Regions from separate parts of the Homo sapiens genome. Here region 2 is linked to region 1. Evidence: read pairs that join two places in POLR2A ChIA-PET (ENCODE). Cell type or tissue: Panc1. All regions are shown on one strand. Region 1 overlaps NFATC3 (nuclear factor of activated T cells 3). Region 2 holds the start of LCAT (lecithin-cholesterol acyltransferase).

Region 1 (8,000 bases):
GTGACAGAGTGAGACTCCATCTCAAAAAAAATACTCTTCCATGACTCCCAGATTTGGCTGTACATATAGTTTTCTGGGCTGCTACCCTTGAAGATTTTGATTTTGTGGTTTGAGTTTGTATTTTTATAAAACATTCAGGAGTTTATATTTTTATCAGTTGCCCAGATAATTTTGATGTAGCCTTAGCCAAGTATTTGGGAACTACTAATAGATATAATGTAATAAAAACTAGTTTATTTAAAGCTGAATTTATCCCTTAAAACCACTGAAAACCATAATTGTAACTCTTAAAGTTATTGCCCTTCAAATTTTTAAAAGAATCATCTTAGTACCTGAGCTATCTGAACTCCAGTATTTATTTTATCTAATAAAATGTGGAGAGCCATTTTATGCAGTGATTGACAAGTAAAAGACAGTTAAATTCCTTTTGATTATAGAAAAAAAACAGGCTGGGCACTGTAGTAGATTAAGTTCACCCTCTGGTTTGTTCCATTCAGTAGTGATGTTGTCTTCTTTGACACAGACCAATTTATATCTGACTTGGAACACCAGCCATCAGGTTCAGCAGAGAAATGGCCTAACCACAGTGTGCTCTCATGTCCAGCTCCTTTCTGGAGAATCTAGAGGGTGAGTGTTGATTGAAATGTGTCATTGTTTTTGTGCCCAAGTCTGGTATTTGCATGCAGTGGCTGGATTTGCATGTGCTACAGAGGAGGGGGTATGCACGGGCATTTTCTGGTAGGCCCACTCATTATCTTTGGAACTACACTTTGACTAAAAGACTCTGCTTTTTAAACTTAACCACACTCAGGCTCTTACACTTGTGCTTATGATTTTATTCTTGAATGAAAGGGAAGTGTTTACTTAGATTTATTAGACCAAAGCAGAAAGAGGTTTCGTATCTATGAATTCTATATGGTTTGGGTTGCTCAGTAAATTTGGTTGCTGATCAGGTATGTAAGCCTACTCATTCCTGGTCAAGTACTCTTAACTTTTGATGTGAATGAAATCAGGAAATTTTGTCCGTTTTTCAGAGGCAACCCAGAATATTTATCCCTAGCCTCCCCTGTGGGCCCATGTTTGCACTTCCGGTAGTCCTCTGGGGCTCTACTTGGAAGAAAGCTGTAGTACTAGAGCCAGTGTCTGTGTCTAGGCTTAGGCTTCTAGACTCAGCAGCCAAGGAGGAACGAAGCTGTTCCTTGCTGTCATGTTGGCTCCTTTCTTCAAATACTATGAAAGCCACTTAAGAAAATATATGATAGAAATTATAAATACACAGATTATACCTTCCTAAATGCCATTTGAATTTTATTTTAAAATGAATCTGGATTTGGAAGGGGCCTTGGAAATCATGTTCACTACCCAAACCTTTATATTTAGGTTTCTGCAGCTTCCTGATGACCTATCAGACAAGATACCAAAACCCTAACTTCTCCCAGAACTGGGCCTACCCTGGTCTCACATCATTCTTGTCCAACCATGAGAGGAGTGGTGACTTAATTCCTGCATTGAATGTATATAAAACTCTCAGGAGAGTTATAACCAGAGGATTTAAAATAATTTCCTCATATTAGGGGTGAGAAAATAAGTTGCAGAAGGATTAGTTAAGTCACCTGAGTCACATCACAGCCAAACCAAGGCTAAAGCTTACTTCTTCCAGTGTTAAGCCCAGTGTGCTTCCCATGTGTGAAGCAACAAGTTGGTCACTAATGATCTTGGTAAGAAGGAAGTATTATGTGGAGTGAAGGGATCGATGGATGACTGAGTAAATAAGAGGTGAGAACATAGAAGAAACAGCAGTGTAGACAACTCCTTTAAGATGTTAAGCCATGAAAGAAAGAATTAGATACAGAGGGGAACATGGGGTTGAGTGTTTTTATTTGCTTGCTTGCTTCTTTGAGATAGAGAGATTTGCACTTTTTTTTTTTTTTTTTTTTTTTGAGATGGAGTCTTGCTCTGCCACCCAGGCTGGAGTGCAGTGGTGCGATCTCCGCTCACTGCACGCTCCGCCTCCCAGGTTGACGCCATTCTCCTGCCTTAGCCTCCCGAGTAGCTGGGACTACAAGGCGCCTGCCACCACGCCCGGCTAATTTTTTGTATTTTTAGTAGAGATGGGGTTTCACTGTGTTAGCCAGGATGGTCTCGATGTCCTGACCTCGTGATCCGCCCACCTTGGCCTCCCAAAGTGCTGGGATGACAGGCATGAGCCACCGCGCTGGCCCAGATTTACACATATTAAGTGCTGATGAGAAGGATCTGGGGAGACAAGTTGATAGAGACAAAGAAGTGAAGAAAATTGATGCCGCAAGGTGTTGAAGAGGTTCCAGAGCACAGGTAGTGGAATGGGTCCTGTGGATTTTTGGGTCTGGAGCTCAGGTTTGGCCCTTAGAGATAGATTTGGGAGTCAACAATGGACAAGATTATTCAGAGGAAAATGTACAAAATGAGCAAAATAGGGATAAAGGATTCTTCTGATAATTTTAAAATGCTTCTGAGTCTCACATCTTAAGCCAAATTGAGAGAAGTTGTTTATTTTTTTCACATTTCAGCTTTTGCTGATAGAAAAGAGTACATGCTGATACTTGAATATACTTTCAAGTACCTGTGTACTGTTTACTCAGCTGGAGATTTAATGTTTGTCTTTGTAGAATGTTTTCAGTTAAAAACATTTCCTAGAGGAAACATTGTTATGACGTTGATTATAGCATCACACATAGAAGAGGTTTTCTTTTTTTTTTTTCTTTTTGAGACAGTCTCGCTCTGTTGCCTAGGCTGGAGTGCATTGGCATCATACTGGCTCACTGCAACCTCCGCCTCCCAGGTTCAAACAATTCTCCTTCCTCAGCCTCCCAAGTAGCTGAAATTACAGGCACCTGCCACCACACCTGGCTAATATTTTGTATTTTTAGTAGAGATGGGATTTCACCGTGTTGGCCAGGCTGGTTTTGAACGCCTGACCTCAAGCGATCCGCCAACCTTGGCCTCTCAAAGTGCTAGGATTACAGGTGTGAGCCACTACACCCGGCCAAGAAGAGGTTTCTTAAAAAGGAAGGAGTCTTAAGAGGACTGATTTTCCCCCTCAATCCGTTGGGTGGGGAAAAAAGGTATAATAATTTTTCTTTACTAGTATTAGAGCTAATGTTAAAAGTGAATCTCTGATCTATTGCTGGTGAAATTTTTTTATATTAAAAAAGTGAAGGATATCTTCAAATCGTGCATGTATTTTTAATCTGTTCAATGGTAGGAAGCTGTCTGGAATTCAGGGTGAAATTTGAGATAACTTAGTTAAAAATCTATCAGTCCACCCCATTGTATAAGGTAAAAAGAAGAAAAAAAATAATTAGGCTTGGATTCAGTAGGTCATGCCTGTAATCCCAACACTTTGGGAGGCCGAGGTAGGCAGATTGCTTGAGCCCAGGAGTTTGAGACCAGCCTGGGCAACATGGCGAAACCTTGTCTTTACAAAAAATACAAAAATTAGCTGGGCATGGTGGCTCATGCCTATAGTCCCAGCTACTCGGGAGGCTGAGGCAGGAGGCTCCCTTGAGCATGGGAGGTGAGGTTGCAGTGAGCCAAGATCACGCCACTGCACTCCAGCTTTCAAGATCATGCCACTGCACTCCAGCCTGGGCAACAGAGCAAGATCTAGTCTCTGTCTCAAAAAAAAAAAAAAAAAAAAAAAAAATCTGGCATGAAAGAGCTCAAGCTGGTTTTCTTGCTTACAGTACTTAAATATTCTTCCTGTGTTATAATTATGGTGGTAAGTTTTATTTTTGTTAATAGTATTAGCTAAGTGAGTATAATGGAGATCCCAGAGACATTTCCACATAGGAAATTTCTCTCACACCTCATGATAATTCAGAGATCAAGATTCCTTTCAATTTGTTGTTCCTCTTTCTCCTTAGGTTTTGTCAAAGCAGAGAAACCACTTAGTCATGACTGAGTCTTAGCCCGAGGAAGGGATGGGAAAAAGGGAGGAAGAAGGAGGCCAAGCAAGTGATGAGGAAGATACGTACATCGCTTTTGCTCACATTTCATTGAAGAAAACGAATTGCATGGGCCATACCTAGCTACACTGGGGAAGCCAGGAAATATACTCTGTAGCTGGGTGTCAGTGTGACTAACTAAACCTCGATTACTGTGGAAGAATGAATTAAGATAATTAGCAGCCTACCATAGATACCTTCTAAATTTTCAGGAACTTATTTCTGTCTGTAGCTTGAAAAATCAAATGAATATTTTTTGGTTTTTCCCTTTTTTTTGTTTTATTTGGAGACAGGGTCTCACACTGTTGCCTAGGCTGGAGTGCAGTGGTGCACGATCATAGCTTACTGCATCCTGGAACTCCCTGGGCTCAAGTGATCCTCTTGTCTCAACCTCCCAAAGTGCTGGGATTACAAGCATGACCCACCACACCTGGCCAAATTAATCAGATTTTGATAAATCCAAATTAATTTCTCAACTCATGCCATAAATAGGTGAATTCAGGCCAGGCATGGTGGCTCATGCCTGTTATCCCAGCACTTTGGAAGGCCGAGGCAGACAGATCACTTGAGTTCAGGAGTTTGAGACCAGCCTGGGCAACATGGCAAACCCTGTTTCTACCAAAAATTTAAGAAAAAATTGGCCAGGTTTGGTGCTGTGCAGGTTGCAGTGAGCCAAGATCGTGCCACTGCACTCCAGCCTGGGCGACAGAATGAGAGCCTCTCAAAAAAAAAAAAAAAAAAAGGTGAATTCAGTATTTTTTCCTGTATTTAGTTTAGATGGTGCTTTTTTTTTTTATTTTGAGACAGAGTCTCACTCTGTCACCCAGGCTGGAGTGCAGTGTGCGATCTTGGCTCACTGCAAGCTCTGCCTCATGGGTTCACTCCATTCTCCTGCCTCAGCCTCCTGAGTAGCTGGGACTACAGGTGCCTGCCGCCACGCCCAGCTAATTTTTTGTATTTTTAATAGAGACGGGGTTTCACCATGTTAGCCAGGATGGTCCCAATCTCCTGACCTCATGATCCGCCCGCCTCGGCCTCCCAAAGTGCTGAGATTACAGGCGTGAGCCACCACGCCCGGCCTAGATGGTGCTTTTATAATAATTGCATACATGTAGGCTTCATTTTTAAAATACATTTAGTCTTTATTTTATAAAAACAACATCTCGGCTGGGCACGGTGATTCATGCCTGTAATGCCAGCGCTTTAGGAGGCCGAGGCGAGGTAGAAGGATCAATTGAGGCCAGAAGTTCGAGACCAGCCTGGGCAACATAATAAGACCCTGTCTCTATCCTCCCCAAAAATAAATCAGCTGGACCAGGCGCGGTGGCTCACGCCTGTAATCCCAGCACTTTGGGAGGCTGAAGCGGGCAGATCACAAGGTCAGGAGTTTGAGACCAGCCTGAACATGGTGAAACCCCGCCTCTACTAAAATACAAAAAAAATTAGCTGGGCATGGTGGCAGGTACCTGTAATCCCAGCTACTTGGGAGGCTGGGGCAGGAGAATTGCTTGAACCCGGGAGGCGGAGGTTGCGGTGAGCTGAGATCATGCCACTGCACTCCAGCCTAGGTGACAGAGCAAGACTCTGTCTCAAAAAAAATAAATAAAAATAAAAAAATAAATTAGCTGGTCTTGGTGGCACATGCCTGTAGTCCCAGCTACTTGGGGCAGGGCTCTGAAGCGGGAGGATCGCTTGAGCCTAGGAGTTCACGGCTGTAGTGAGCTATGATCACACCACTTCACTCCAGCCTGGGTGGCAGACTAAGACACTGTCTCCTAAAATAATAATAGTAATAATAATAATAATAACACCTTCATAAAATTGTTTACCCAGGGGATGAATACCTTTAATCTTCAGGTTCAGGAAAAGAATAACATGACCAAACTTTGGTGAATGTTCATTGCAGCTTCAAGAGGAAATAACATATAAATGGAGTCTAAAAATACCCCGAAATCCTTTACAAAATTGCAAATTAGAAAGGCCCGTTGGGATTTTGTGTATATGGCAGTGTGTATCTACTCCCTTCAAAGAGGGAGCACACTGGGTTACCCTGCCCCTCTCTACCTGGTTGTGAGGTTCCATACTATATACTTGTCAGTTCTAACTTTGAATTCTTAAGCATGGGAAATAGCTCTAAATAAGAGTCCTATTGGTACTCAAGCACCTCATTCTTGTGTGTAGAAATAGCATTCCAGTGGACTGCCAATTTGAACATTTCTTGAATACGAACTTTTTCTCTTACAGCAAACATTATTGATAGCTGTGACTCTACTTTTGTTGTGGTGGCACAGGCAAATTCAGGTGTTGGGGTAGTGGAAGTCACAGATGGTGGCTGCCAAAAGTGTGCCAGATCCTGTGACCTACATAACCTGTTAGCACCCTTATTGAGGACTGTTCACTCTTGTTCTAGGCTTTTAATTCACTTTGCTCTTTAAAGGGAGGAAAATGAGGGCTGGGTGCGGTGACTCACGCCTGTAATCCCAGCATTTTGAGAGGCCGAGGTGGCCAGATCATGTGAGGTCAGGAGTTTGAGACCAACCTGGCCAACATGGCAGAAACCTCGTTTCTACCAAAAATACAAAAATTAGCTGGGTGGGAGGCAGCAGTTGCAGTGAGCCAAGACCACACCACTGCACTCTAGCCTGGGTGACAGAGTAAGACTCTATCTCAAAAAAATTGGGGGGAAGAAAAATGATAAAATTGTACATTAGGGGCATAAACAATTCCTTATACTCTTATCTTAAATTGGTGAAAAAAATAGGAAACCACCTCACATACTTAGTGGACTAGAGTTTATTTTTCCTTTTTTTTTTTTTTAAGAGACAAATTGTCCCGGCCGGGCAGGGTGGCTCACGCCTGTAATCCCGGCACTTTGGGAGGTCGAGGCAGGTGGATCACGAGGTCAGGAGATCGACACCATCCTGGCTAACACGGTGAAACCCCGTCTCTACTAAAAAAAAAAATACAAAAAAAAAAAAATAGCCAGGCATTGTGGCGGGCGCCTATAGTCCCAGCTACTCGGGAGGCTGAGACAAGAGAATGGCGTGAACTTGGGAGGCGGAGCTTGCAGTGAGCTGAGATTGCGCCACCGCACTCCAGCCTGGGAGACAGAGGGAGACTCTGTCTCAGAAAAAAAAAAAAAATTGTCACTTTGTTTGTTGGCCAGGCTCTTCTTGAACTCCTGGCCTCAAACAATCTTCCTGCCTTGGCTTCCCCTAGTGTTGGGATAACAGGCATGAGCCATGGCACCTGGCCTGGATTACAGTTTAAATAAATTAGCAAATTCATGCATATATCCATTCAAGATGACTTGAAAAATTAAATTGCAAGCATTAGTATTTTTAACAACTTAAAAATTGTGCTTATCAAGATTGCTAATGACTTACATTTACATTACATCATAGATTTGTTTACCAGTAATAATTTTGACTTGCTTCAGTTGAGACCTACGTTTTGGCCAGTCCCAGCAGGAAGATATCTGAGGAATCTAGAGGTGAGAGCCTGAACCCAGAGCCCCCAGCCCGAGGGAGAAGTGAGGGAGAAGGAAAGCAGAGGACTTGCATGATTAACACTCGGCTCAAGTTATTGCTAAAGGTCTGTGAAAGCACTTTGTTGCAGTTCTGACTCCCTAGCCTAAAATTTATATTCAGTGCTCACCTGTAGCAATTACTTGAGCATGATTTTTGTTGTCATTGTTCCAAGTCCCCAAATTGTTTTAAAGATTCAGTTGGCAAGTAATTTTATTTAGTACTCAATATATGTAAGCACTAGGGATTCAGGGGAAAACAAGATAGAGAAAGTCTGCCCCGTTGGAACTTAAATCTCCTGACTGCTGGTGAATTCATAAATAAGTGAATCCTGTAGTATAATGTATAGTTGAGTATAGTCCGCTTGAGCACTACTTTGTGGAAAATCTTCTGACTTTAACATAGTCTTAAAATCCTAAACTGTCAGGAACTTTCCAGGTTCCTTCAGCTAAGTAAGGTGAGGCACACCAGGCAAAGGAACAGCAGA
Region 2 (8,000 bases), 270 kb before region 1:
CTTACTCAATGAGAAGCCCTGATAAGACCTCTGTTGGGTGGAGCTGTAGGGCTTCAAAAGGATGGCAGGGACAGGCACCATGGCTCACCCCTGTAATCCCAACACTTTGGGAGGCTGAGGCAGGAGGATCACTTGAGGCCAGGAGTCCGTGACCAGACTAGGCAATGCAGTGAGACCCTGTCTCTACAAAAAAAAAAAAAAAAAAAATCAGCTGGGCTTAGTGGAGTGCACCTCTAGTCCTAGCTACTCAGGAGGCAAAGGCAGGAAGATTGCTTGAGCCTAGGAATTTGAGGTTACAGTAAACTATGATCGCACCACTGCACTGTAGCCTGGGTGACACAGTGAGATTCCAGCTTAAAAAATAAATAAATAGGGCCGGGTACGGTGGCTCACACCTGTAATCCTAGCACTTTGGGAGGCCGAGGCAGGCAGATGACTTAAGGTCAGGAGTTCGAGACCAGCCTGGCCAACATGGGGAAACCTAATCTCTACTAAAAATATAAAAATTAGCCAGGCGTGGTGGCACATGCCTGTGATCCTAGCTACTAGGGAGGCTGAGGCAGAAGAATCACTTGAACTGGGGAGATGGAGGTTGCAGTGAGTGGAGATTGCACTACTGCACTCCAGCCTGGGAAACAGAGCGAGACTCCATCTCAAAATACATAAATAAACAAATAAACATTTTTTAAAAGGCCCAGCACAGTAGCTCACGCCTGTAATCCCAGCACTTCGGGAGGCTGAGGCAGGAAGATCACTTAAGGTGAAGAGTTTGAGACCAGCCTGGGCAACATAGCAAGACCTCATCTCTACTAAAAAACAAAAATAAATTAGGTGTGGTGTTGTGTGCCTATAGTCTCAGCTAACCAGGAGGCTGAGGCAGGAGGATTGCTTGGGCCAGGGAGATTGAGACTGCGGCTATGATCACGCCACTGCACTCCAGCCTGGGCGACAGAATGACCCTGTCTGAAAAAGAAAAAAAAAAGTAGGCGGGGCTTCCTGAGGACCAGGGTGTGTGGGGATGGTGGGTGAGGCCCAGGATGTGTGGGGATGGTGGGGGCGGTGCTGGCTGTCCTCCCTCGGGCATGTGTCTTTCTGCTCCTTGTGTGGCTTATGCAGCAATGGGGGCCACAGAGTTGTGCTCCAGAAAGGGGGAAACAAGATGGTGTCTGTTTGATGTTTATTGGTGGTGTCTGATGAGCGTTTCTCTTGTCCAGACTGTGTTTCTCTCTCCAGACCAGCTCCCAGGGTACAGGGGGTGGGGAGTAGGTGGTAGCTGTGTCAGTGCTGGGCCCTGGTGCCACTCCCTAGGGAAGAGCAGGTGGGGCCTCGGGGGGTCTGGCCCTAGCTCTGGCAGATCCATCCTCAGTGAAGCACATCCCTGGGCAAAGGCACTCCTGCGAGCAAGTGGAAGGCAGGCAAGGGCTGGGCAGGCAGGCTCTGGGGCTACAAGAACAAACCCTGGGAGCAGATAGCTGGGATTCACTTTCTGTGTTCACTGCCCCTTTGCCATCACTGACACAGACTCTGGAAGGAGCCACCCTAATTGCTCAGGCCAGGGTCACTGCTCTGGGGGCCAGTGACAGCAAGCATGCCAGCCCAGGAGTGGTAGATAGCACCCCTAGAGGCCACTGTGAGCAGGAGCCGCAATGAAGGCAGGCCCAGGATCAGCTTGGTCTCACCCATCGCTGGACCTAAGTGTTCGAGGCCTTCTCACCTGAGGCCAAGACCAGCATGGGCTTGATGGAGCCACCCCAGGGAGCCCCAAGAGAGATGAAGCCATCAATAAAGCGGTCCTTCCAGGCCTGGGGCTGGCGCAGCAGGAAATAGAGCAAGTGTAGACAGCCGAGGCTGTGGCCAATGAGGAAGACAGGCTTCCCATAGGCAGCGTGCATCTCCTCCACCAGCCCTGCGAGCTTGCGGTAGTACTCCTCCTGCTGGCCTGCAGCGGGTGGAAGGGGTCAGGGCAGCTGGGGTCTGGGGCACCTGCCCCACCCCAAGCCGGTCATCCGCAGAGACACTCACCGGGCTCCAGCCGCCAGTCATAGGGGGCGGCGCGCACAGTCTCGTCCCGCACGTAGCCATTGTTGACCAGGTTCTGCACCAGTGTGTGCAGGTACCCTGTGGGGGGACCAGCAGCACCGGGGGCTTGGGCCATGCCTGCTGTGGGCCAGCACCCAGGCCTGGAGCCCCAGCCCTGCCCTCTGACACAAACCTGCCAGCTTGCTGCTGTCCAGGTACTCCACAGAGTAGGTCTTGCCAAAGCCAGGGACGCGGATCTGGACACCAGGGGCGTTGGACACGAGCCCAGAGCTCCGGTTGTAGACAACCCTGCGGGGCGGGGGTGCCACTCAGCAGCCAGTAGCCAAGGGGCAGCGTGTTGGGGCTAGGGTGGAGCACATGGCTGTACCTGGTGTTATCGATCCAGCAGTCTACCCCAAGGGGTAGGAACATGTTGAGATCCAGCCAGATGGTGAAGAAGTCCTCTGTCTTGCGGTAGCACATCCAGTTCACCACATCTGGTTTGTCCAGCTTGGCTTCTAGCTGATTCCCCAGGCAGCCGGGCACTGTGAGCAGCAGCCCTCACTCTGGACTCTGGATTCCCCCCGTGACCCTTACCCCCGTCACCCCAGATGCTGCAGTGACCAGACCCACCCCCCACCTCCCATACCCTCAACCCCCAGGTACAAAGCACACTTACCCTCCCCTGCTTACACCCCCTCTCCCTGCTGTCCCCCCAGTAGCCAAAGCCCAGGCTTCCCTGAGGAAGGGAAGGCGCTGAGGTGCTGAGGCCAAGGCCGCTGACCCCTGCCTCTGCAGAGCAAACACCCAGTCTGGCGCTCCTTTATTGCCAAAGTCCAAGGTGGGAACAGATAGGTCTGGGGGCATGGGGGCTGGGCCTAATAGGGGCCGGGCATGGATGGGCCTCTCCTGCTCACCGATCCTGGGCTGGGCATCTTGTCCTTGGTGGGTGGGGGCCAAGGAAGGAGTGGTGGGGCTTGGCCCAGAGTCTGGTGTGGCTGTGACTGACCACAGCTTGTGATGCCCCAGCCAAGACCTCAGGCACACCCCGTCCCCCACTCCGCCCCCCCTGGGTTAGACAACTGAGAGTCACAGTGTGGTGGGAGAAGGGACGTCATTCCTCTAAGGGACAAGCTTTTGGCCCCTCCCCACACCAGGGCAGGTACTTATGTCGGGGCTTATGCAGGGCAGAAGGGCTTTGGCCAGGTCAGCTGCCAGGGGCTGGGGCCCAGGCTCCCCAGGGTCTGGCGTGGTGCATCAGGGGCCTGGTGGGGGCTTACCGAGGATGACGGGCCGTGTGTGGTTACTGAGCTCAGCCTTGGGCGTGGTGTGCGGGGGGAAGAGCACATTGAGGAGCCAGAAGGGGGCGGCAGGAGGGAGCAGCAGCCCCAGCAGCAGCGTCACCCACTGCCATGGGGAGCCGGGCGGCCCCATTCCAGCCCTGGTGCCTACTGCCAGAGAAAGCGGCACTGGGCTGTCCTTATCTGGTGTGGGAGTGGGAGGGGCCCTAGGGCCAGTGGGAGGGACGGCCTGGCCAGTGGGGGTTGTGGCCAGAGATTGCCGGAAAGGGGCACAGCCTCAGGGAGCCGGCTCTGGGCCTGGGTTCAGTTCCGCCTTCTTCTCTTGGCGCCAGGGGAAACAGAGCCGGGGCAGCAGGAGGCCCAGAACTACACAATGTTTTATTGAAAAAGTCAGGCCTCAGCTCAGCTGTCTCCATTCGGCTCAGCTTGGTGGGGGGCCCTGCCCATAGTAGACTGAGCCAGATCTTCCTGCAGGCAGCTGGGCTGGACTCCCTCCCTGGCTACCCTTCCCTTCGTCTCTGATGGTGACATCCAAACAATAAATATGCAATAAATAGCGCTCCTGGGCTGGGCCGGGCCGGCTGCCTTCAAACCCCACTCGGCCCCTACCAGTCTTCTCTGGCCAGGACAGGCCTACTGGGGTGCTAGATAGTAAAGTCCCCAAACATCCCAGGGTCCCACAAGACCTGGGATCCATCTCCATTTTGAGGCCCAGGCCTGGTTTCCAAGGAGACCTAGCAAAGCTGGGTCCAGGACAGGGCCAGGCAAGCAGGGCTGGCAGGTGGGTGCTGGGAAGAGGCTGTTACCCCAGACCACAGCTTGTTATGTCCTGGCCAAGACCTCGACTCCAGGCCACAAGATGACACTGGGCTCAGGAGTAGATGGTGATGACTTCACGGCCACCACCGCGCACCAACAGCACCCGCTCAAGGCCCTCGGTCAGCACCTCGAGGAACTCCATGTCTGCAGGGCCTCAAGTCAAGGAGGCAACAACAGAATCAACGGGCAACCCGGGCCACCTGGGCCATGCCCACCCAGGGGTGCCCAGGAGAGAAGCCGCTGGCTTGACCTCCCATGCTATCCACCTCCCAACTGCCTGCCTCTCCACAAAGGGATACAGTTCTCGTCGCCCTCACTGTTCCTGGGTGGGCCAGGCATGTTTAGGAGAACCAGGCGGGCGTCGTGGGAGCGCGTGACAATGACTTCATTGAGCTTCACAGCAGTGTGCATGCGCCGCACATTGGATTGGTCCCTACACGTAGTGTAGCCAGTCACAGGTCGCCATGAGCCATCCTGCAAGGAGGGTCCCCACCCCTGGCCCATCTAACACTACTTGTCTGCCCCACCCCACCTCCACCCCTAGATTCCAGTGCCGCTGGGGCTGTTTTTGCTGCACTCACGGCTTAATGTGCACCAGCTCCCGGAAATTGTCAGGGGCATGGCTGGGGTCCCAGGTCTCAGTCATGTACTTGTCCCTGGTCCACGTCATCTGGATCTTGTCAGCCCCCACTGCAGACTCATCTTCCTCGTCCGAGTACAGGCTCTCCAGCCGCAGGGCCGAGTGCCGATCCTTGACCAGCTGGGCCTGAGGACAATTGCAGGAGATAGCCTTGGTCCCATAGGAAAAGGGGGATGGGGCCTGTCTGGCCCAATGTGACCACCTTGCCTCCGGGAAATGAGCACTAGCTTGGGTAGGGCTGCGGTGAGTCATTCTGATTCCTCCGCACCCACCGATGCGGTCTCCAAAGGCCTGACCCTGCCACCCGCCCTGGCGTGAACCACAAAGGGCACTGACTTCTCGCTCCCGCTCAGTCTTGGTCAGTCTCATCTGCCGCAGCATCTGCGACCGCTGCTCCATCATCAGCGTCCGCTCGTAGGTGTATGCAGAGATGTCACTGTTATGCTGGGGACAGGGTTGGCCGTGAGGACCCAGCTGCACGGGACATGGTATCCACGGGGCCAGGGCAGGGCAGAGGGCTCACCATCTCCACCACCTCCACCTCGGCCTCAAGGCGCAGATGGTACAGAAAGACAGCCAGGTCCTTCTTCATCTGGATGCTGTTGTCATCCATCTGGGCCACTGTGAAGATGCGCATCCGGCACTTCCTCCAGACCTGAGGCAAGGGACCAGGTGGGCGGTTTGGTCACAGCTGCTCCTCCAAGGGCCTAGCCCCTCTCATCTGCACCCACCCCCTGGTCTACCTTATGCTGGCGCAGCAGGAAGGGCAGAAGCATGAGCATGCCACCATCGTGCACGATCCACCACACGTCTATGTGGCCCTCCAGGTAGCGCTCGTGGTTGCTGGGGTAGAAGGCGATGTTCTTGGGCACGAGCAGGGCCAGGTGGGCAGCCGTAGTGCAGCGCACGGTGTCTGGGGAGGAGGAGCACGGCTGACCACCAGTCTGTGGCCCTCCGCCCACTGCCACCTCACTTCACCCCTGCCCACCAGGCCCCAGGCCTTCACACACCAATGAAGGTCTTCCAGGCACGGGGGTCCTCGCTCTGTCGCCAGCCGTAGGGCCAGCCCAGCACCACGGAGTTATGCCGCATGCCTCCCAGGCCACAGGACTGGATGAGGTGGGCCAGCCCCTCCCGCACCTTGCTGGCCACCACCACCTGGCAGAAGCCCTTCACCTTCTCAATTTCCATCATGTTCTTGATGGTCTGTGGGGAACACACCCAGGGCCAATGGGAGGCCATCAGCTTCCTGCCTCTGGGCTCCCTCCCAAGGCCCCTCGGGAACAAAACGACTTTTGGGTGGAGGAGGGCCTGGGGGCAACAAGCTGCCTACCCAGAGGCCAAGTTTTCAAGATGGGACTGCTGGCTCCCCCTTGTGCCAGCTCTCAGGTGGCAGCAGTGCTGGCTGCCTGGCTGGCCACCCTGGCCAAGACTGGGCCCTCCCCTCCGTGCCAGCTGCAGTCCAGACCCCTGTAGTCTGGCTCAGCTCTCCCTCCCCAAAGCAAGTACCTGCTCGGCGGCCTGAGCCTCGCCATAGCTCTCCAAGAAGCTCCCCTGGATGACAGAACCAACAATGGTCAGGCCCTTGCCAGCCTTGAGCTGGGAGGCGAAGGTGAGGAGCCGCGGGTACTTCACGTGGAGGTCCTCGTCCAGCTTCAGCAGCACCAGCAGCTGCGGCCTGCAGTGGCCGGGTGGGGGGAGCCTGAGACCAGGGCCGGCCGTTCTAGGGAGCCCCTCCTCTTCTTCCCTTCTCGGGTCGTGGTCCCTGCAGGTTTGGGTAGCATGGCCCAGGAGGGTGCCCCGGGCAGCCCCAGGATGGGGAGCCGGCACCTCTCGACCCTCTGACCCCGACAGCGACCCCTAAGAACCTCTGCGCCCTGGCCAGGGTCTGGCGGGAACTCACCGCCAGTTCTTGGTGTGAGGAGGCCCCTCCTCCAGCCGCAACAGCGCGTAGCGGGCAGCGCTCAGGGACAGGCCTCGGATCCCGTCACCCCACTCCTTCTCAGCCCTGCAGATTCCACCACAGCTGGTGAGCCCCTGGTGCCGCCCAGGGGGTTCTGTCTATGTGGATGCGAGGTGGAGGGGTTCTGCCCCTCAAGACCACCCAGGGGTCCTGAGTTACAGTCCCCAGTCCTGGCACCCACGGTGGCCCAGCTCCCTGCCCACCCCAATGCCAGACCACCCTGCCTGCTCGGCCGGGCCCCCTCAGCTGGCAGAGGCCAGGTGGCAGTGCTCACTCACCCTTGGTACTCGATGTATTTGTAGATCATGCCGGCGATGAGCATGGCCACCAGGGCATAGTACCAGGAGGAGACAAACATAAGGGCCAGGCAGAGACTCATGCCCAGGAAGGACAGCGCCCTGGACGAGAGGGGAGGGCAGAGTCAGGGCAGGACCAGGAGGACCCCTGGCCACAGCCTGGCCCATGCCCTGGTAGCCCTGTCAGGTCCCGGGTGGGAGGTCCCAGGTGGGTGGTCAGGTCACTGGGTGTAAGACCTAGGTCCAGTCCCCCGCAGCCCTATAATCTCCCTCCCCACAGTGTTTCAAGAGCTCCCTACCCAGGAAACCCAAGCCTCACCCAGAATGAGGCTCCTGGCCTCCCCAGGGTCTCCCGTGTCAGAGGCATGGCTCACCAGTGATAGTACTTGAACCGGGGCCGCCAGTTGGGGGTCCTCAGGAGTGTCTGCACCGCACAGGCGAGGTTCACGAACAGGTAGCACATCAGAAAGAACCTGCGGCACAGAGGGCGGTTGGCGAAGAGCAGCCTCCTCGGCAGCTGGGGACCTGATGTCAGGCTGGGCCTGGCCCAGAAACGGGGCGTGGCCCGGCCCTGCCCTGCATGGCTCAGCAAGGTCTTCTCAACCTCATTGCTGCCACCTCCATGGCCTGAGGCAATGAGACTACTGTGGAGGAGTCCTCGGAGCCAGATCGCAGAGGATGGGCAAGGGTTTGCTGTTGGAGGAGGTAGGAAGGGGAGTAACAGGGCAGAGCTGAAGAGGGTGGTGCAGGGGCAGCAGGAAGAGCTCAGTGCCTGGAGACTCTAGGCCACATTCAGGCCTCTGGCCTGAGTGACCAGCTGGATGAGAGGCTGCCATGCATGAAGGGGAGGATGGAAGATAAGCTGGACCATTTGAATGCAACCAGTCAGAGATACTTAAGAGTCACTGCGGTGGGCGTGGGAGTCCCACGCATGGGCAGGGCCAGCTGCATGAGCCCTCCAG

The links. Peaks named below come from ENCODE experiments on the same cell type or tissue, not always from the same donor. Only the 100,000 strongest peaks of a DNase experiment are listed, where the experiment ranks them.
Region 2: POLR2A ChIA-PET joins it to region 1 with 10 read pairs; 3 of 35 experiments call an interaction of 5 or more read pairs at or near these places.

What each region holds. Positions count from the first base shown.
Region 1 is chr16:68,213,806-68,221,805 of GRCh38, forward strand. All of the region lies in intron 9 of NFATC3 (nuclear factor of activated T cells 3), which reads left to right. Among named protein-coding and RNA genes, the nearest start is that of MIR6773, 16 kb to the right of the region's middle. In Panc1, no CTCF peak of the experiment used is centred here; no DNase peak of the experiment used is centred here.
Region 2 is chr16:67,940,649-67,948,648 of GRCh38, forward strand. It overlaps LCAT (lecithin-cholesterol acyltransferase), which reads right to left and starts at 3,472. Exons shown (of 6, transcript NM_000229.2): 1 at 3,300-3,472; 2 at 2,408-2,564; 3 at 2,213-2,328; 4 at 2,023-2,118; 5 at 1,715-1,939. The coding sequence starts at 3,453. SLC12A4 (solute carrier family 12 member 4) reads right to left here. Exons shown (of 24, transcript NM_005072.5): 14 at 7,413-7,511; 15 at 7,021-7,140; 16 at 6,683-6,787; 17 at 6,289-6,457; 18 at 5,790-5,985; 19 at 5,523-5,692; 20 at 5,303-5,434; 21 at 5,116-5,223; 22 at 4,721-4,905; 23 at 4,439-4,572; 24 at 2,826-4,283. The coding sequence ends at 4,192. RefSeq lists enhancers at 1,671-1,720, 1,704-2,603. In Panc1, CTCF peaks have their summits at 1,622 and 1,840; a DNase peak (open chromatin) is centred at 1,613.